Linked DNA regions of Homo sapiens: region 1 is linked to region 2. A link is a loop called in an ENCODE intact Hi-C map of the cell type or tissue named here. Cell type or tissue: breast epithelium. All regions are shown on one strand.

What was found. Peaks named below come from ENCODE experiments on the same cell type or tissue, not always from the same donor. Only the 100,000 strongest peaks of a DNase experiment are listed, where the experiment ranks them.
Region 1: a loop joins it to region 2, with 9 times the contacts of the local background. A loop is called at or near these places in 1 of 110 quality-filtered maps.

What each region holds. Positions count from the first base shown.
Region 1 is chr5:149,463,926-149,466,425 of GRCh38, forward strand. No RefSeq gene overlaps it. Among named protein-coding and RNA genes, the nearest start is that of MIR145, 35 kb to the left of the region's middle. In breast epithelium, no CTCF peak of the experiment used is centred here; no DNase peak of the experiment used is centred here; H3K27ac peaks cover 1,089 bases.
Region 2 is chr5:150,625,969-150,628,468 of GRCh38, forward strand. LOC124901107 (a long non-coding RNA gene) reads right to left here and starts at 977. Exons shown (of 3, transcript XR_007058995.1): 1 at 695-977. It also overlaps a transcript of SYNPO not described here. RefSeq lists enhancers at 82-421, 183-898, 899-1,612 and a silencer at 1,071-1,140. In breast epithelium, no CTCF peak of the experiment used is centred here; a DNase peak (open chromatin) is centred at 1,123; H3K4me3 peaks cover 2,010 bases; H3K27ac peaks cover 2,500 bases.

The DNA of each region.
Region 1 (2,500 bases), 1.2 Mb before region 2:
GGGACCACAGGCATGTACCCCCACACCTGGCTAATTTTTTGTATTTTCAGTAGTGACAGGGTTTTGCCATGTTGCCCAGCCTGGTCTCGAACCCCTGGGCTCAAGTGATCCATCCATCTCGACCTCCTATAGTGCTGGGATTACAGGAGTGAGCCACTGTGTCCCGCCTTACATGTCTGTCTTTTTTGAGAGGGGGTCTCAACTCCTGTCACCCAGGCTGAAATGCAGTGGTGTGATCTCAGCTCACTGCAACCTCCACCTCCTGGGGTCAAGTGATCCTCCCACGTCAGCCTCCCAAGTAGCTGGGGTCACAGGCGCAGGCCACCACACCAGGCTAATTTTTTATTTTTTATTTTTTGTATTTTTGGTAGAGACAAGGTTTCACCATGTCGCCTAGCCTGGTCTTGAACTCCTGAGCTCAAGTGATCCACCCTCCTCAGCCTCCCAAGTAGCTGGGACCATTGGTATACACCAGCATACCTGGCTAATTATTTTTTGTACAGACAAGTTCTCACTATGTTGCCTAGGCTGGTCTCAAACTTCTGGGCTCAAGAGATCCTCCCACCTCAGCCTCCCAAAGTGCTGGAATTACAGGAGTGAGCCATGGTGCCAGGCCGCATGTCTGTTTTTATGTCAGTACCACACATTTTACATATGGGGAGACTGAGGCCAAGGGAGGGCAAACCAAATTCAGCAAGCTGGTGAGTAAAGAAAACAGGGTTTGAACCCAGGTACACCCAAGTCCAGAGCCCTTGCTCTCTGTCCACCCGTCTTCACGCCCTCCACCAATGGCTATGCTTTCCTGCCCTGGCTGTGCCCATGCTGTTCTTCTCTGTGCCCCTAGCAGGGTCCCCAACTCCATCCAAGGCCCATTCAGGACTTTGAGGTTGAGAGAGCCCAAGAGGGAAGGAAGCCACCACTTGCAGGCCCTTCCAGCACAGGCCAATCTGGTGCTGCCACCATCTTCCAGCCAGACCCTCACCCCTGGGAATCAGCCCCCGCCCTTCATCCCAGCAGCCTGCTCGGCAGCCTTTGCCCTGTGTCTGTTTATGGCTCCTTTCCCCAACTACTGACTCAGCCCTTCCTTTTTTGGGCCTTCAAGGACTGGAGGGGGGCAGGGAGAAGCCACCAGGCTGAGCTTCAGACTGCAAAACTCCCTATTGCTGCAGTGGGAGTAAAAGCCCACAGCCAGGCCAAACCAGGAGGATCACTCGAGCCAAAGGGTTTAGGACCAGCCTGGGCAACATGGCGAGACCCTGTCTGTATAAAAAGAAAAAAAAAATGACCACAACCAAGCGGGAGCTGGTGGAACAAACAGCCCCTCCTGAACTTCCTGTCCACTTCAGGGCTTCCATCATCGGACTCTCTCTACAGCCAGGACAGAGTCAAGCTTCAGCTTCCTTGCCTGTAAACTGTGGGTAATAATAACACCCGCCTGTAGTAGTTCGCTAGGGCTATCATACATAGCAAAGTAACACAAACTGGGTGGCTTTAACTACAGAAATATATTGCCTCTCATTTCTGGAGGCTGGCAGGCCCAGATCAAGGTATTAGTAGGGCTGAGTCTTTCTAAGGCTGTGAGGAAGTCTCTGTTCGAGACCTCTCCTAGCTTCTGCTGCTTTTCTCGCAGTCTTTGATGTTCCTTGACTTATGCACGTATTAACCAGACCTCTGCTTTCACACTCACATGGTTCTTGCCTGTGTGTGCCTCTGTGTCCAAATTTCTCTTTTTATAAGGACAACAGTCATGCTGGATCAGGGCCCTAATGACCTCAACTTAACTTGATCATCTGCAAAGACCCTATTTCCAAAATAAGGTTACATTCACAAGTACTGGGGTTAGGACTTCTGCATCTTTTTTTTTTTTTTTTTTTTTTTTGAGACGGAGTCTTGCTCTGTTGCCCAGCCTGGAGTGCAGTGGCACGATCTTGGCTCACTGCAATCTCCGCCTCCCAGGTTCAAGCAATTCTCTGCCTCAGCCTCCTGAGTAGCTGGGATTACAGGTGCCTGCCACCACGCCTGGCTAATTTTTTGTATTTTTAGTACAGACAGGGTTTCACCATCTTGGCCAGGCTGGTCTTGAACTCCTGACCTTGTGATCCACTCGCCTCGACCTCCAAAAGTGCTGGGGTTACAGACATGAGCCATCACACCCGGCCAACTCCTGCATCTTTTAGGGCAGGGAGATGTTCAAGCCATAACACCGCCTCACAGGATTGTCAAATGGATGAAATGAGCTAACGCATGCTGTGCCAGGCACAAAGTCATCACTCAGTGAATGTTCTTTATTATCATATTGTTATTATTTCTCTGCACAGTGGCTGCCAGTGTGCTGCACTGGGTCCTATGGGGTGGCCATCCCAGGGTAGTGCAAGTGCCCCACAAATCCCTGAAATGTGACCAGCAGTGGCTCCAGAATTTCACAGTAAGGAGGAACTTGGGGGCGTGGGAGGGAGATCAGGTTGGAAGGGGCTCAGCACGCTCACTGATGGATCTAAGC
Region 2 (2,500 bases):
GGTAGCCCCTGAGGGGGAAATTGCACTGTGGACAGCAGTGCTGGTGGTAGCTGTAGGGCTAGTCAGAGGGTGCCCTACCCCCTGTCCATTAGAAAGTGGAAGTGAAACTGGATGCTGATGGGGGTCTAGGGTACACTGGGGCAAGGGGTTGGAAGCCTTACTGGCGCCAGCCTGCCTTGTCACCAAGCCCAGGCCTGGCCCATTCCATGTTGGGGGGCACAGCCACAAACTGGAACTGATGTGCTCCCCCACTACTTGCCATATTGTCTCAGGCAGGCAGATGAGATCCCTCAGGGGAGTTGAAAACCCCCCGGGGAGCTGAAAAACCCTGTTTGCTGGGTGGGGCATCCCCTTCCTCTGTCTCCTTAGGAGATCTTGGTCTGGTTCCTCCCCTTCTCTGGTCCTCAGTTTTTCCATCAGTACGAAGGGGATGGCCTAGGATCACTCTAGCTTGATATTCAAACTTCCCCCAGGAATGTTGTTTACCACTCTGGCTTGCAGCCCCCACTTTCCAGGCCTGCCCCGTCTTTGCAAGCCATGGGCCGGCTCCCCTCAACCCCACAACTGACACCTAAATTAAGCTGTGGTTGGAACCAGCATTTACATGGCTAAATAAGGCCTTTAACTCCTTCCCTCCCTAGTCAGCTGTTGCCCTTATCTACTCCCCATCCCTTAAGGTAGGAAAAAAACCAACCAAATCAAACCTGTGGCATTCAGGCGCGTGGTTCCTGGTGCATCCCTAGGTTCTTCCGTGGCATTTTATCCAGTATCCGATTTTAGAATTGGGGAGACTGGGGCCAAGGAGGGGAAGAGGTTTGCACAGAGTGATTCTGTGGGAAGGAGGCAACAGAGCTCCCTCTCCTTGGGAAAGAGCACATCCTTAATAGGTGAATGGCGACATGAGTGTCCATGGAGCACCTGGAGAGAGAGGAGAAGCATGGGAGGAACCTTCTTCCATCTTCTCTCCACCCCTAGTCACAGCCCATTTCCAGGGCTGACATGTGTCTTCCTGAGCCCACGTCACAGCTCTGGGAGGTGGGCAGGGCAGGAGTCAGCACACTCCTTCCACCTGCCAGGGCTGCCCTCCCACAAGGCTGAGCACACCTCCAGGGCCCCTGCCTGGCCTGGGAGGCACCTTTTCCTTCAAGGCAGCTCCCAGGCTTCTAGACATGAGCTCATCGGAGCTGCTGGTGCCAGGAAGGGAGGGACTGAGGGGAAGCAGGCAGGGCTGCCCAGATCAGGGCACCGTGGGCCCGGGGAAGTACAGGGGGGTGCTACTGGTGAGGCCCTGCAGGCTCTGGTCCCCATTGTAGTGAAGAGACAGCAGCAGGATAGATCTGCTGAGGGTCAACTGGGGAAGGGTGGAGATGGGCCAAGTGCCCTGGGCTGTAGTGCTAGGCCAACCTCTGCTGCCCACTCACTTACTGTGTGACCTTGGGTAAATCCCTTTCTCTCTATGGGCCTCACTGTCCCTGGCTAGCAATGGGTTGGGATGGGTGCTTAGACACTGAGGTTGCAGTAGTGAATAAGACAGACAGGCCCCTGCCCTCAAGGCACTTGCATTTTAATTGGGGAGATAGAAAAGAAAAAAGGAAGCAAATAAATCATCAAGATAATTTCAGATAGGTAAAAGTGCCATAAAAAAATAAGTCATGCTGTTAAGATGGAGAGCAGTTAGGGGGCTACCGGGGGTTGGTGATTAGGAAAGTCCTCTCTCAGAGGTGACTTCAGAACAGAGACCTGAATCTTATTTGAAGCAATGCTCAAGGCTTTCTGGGGAAGGTGTATCTGCAACTGGAGTCTGGAAGAATGGGGAAGCTGGGGTGGGGGAGGATTTGGTTGGGAGGAAAGGTTTCCCAGAAGATGGTCATGCTCTGGGGCTAGGGGCTGGGACCAGTGGCAGGGACTGGAGGGTGGGGGTGTTGGTTGCATCCCCAGGGGCTTCAGACTGCAGATCCAAAGGAGCTCCACCTGAGATCTGGTCAGAGGGGCGGCTGGGCCTGCCTGCAAAGTGGCTCTGCTAAGTTAGTCGTGTGTGTGTGTGTGTGTTTCTGTGTGTGTGTGTTTCTGTGTGTGTGTGTGTGTGTGTGTGTGTGTGGTCAGAGTCTTTTGTGAACTGTCCCTGGATATTGGGGCTCAATTGCTACCCAGTGTGGCCAGAGGAGGAGTCAACATGGAAGCAGCCTGTAGGCCCTGTAATTCCAAAGGCTTACACAAGCCCTCTGTTTGGAATGAAATCTACCAACTGGCTGCTGCTGCCTGAAATTCCACCAGCCTAGCTTCAGCTTTTCCACTCGGTGAGGCAGGGTCGTATAGTACTGTGCAGACCCTGCCCTACCCTACCCTGTCCAGCCTCCCAGGGTTGCTGCGGGTGGAACAAAATTCAGTCTACTCCTAAATTCTTGGAGGCATGCCTCATGTGTGGCTAATACACAGATTCTGTGGTTGGACCTCTGGGTTCCCTTCCTGGCTGGCTGGGAGATCTTAACTATGTTATGTA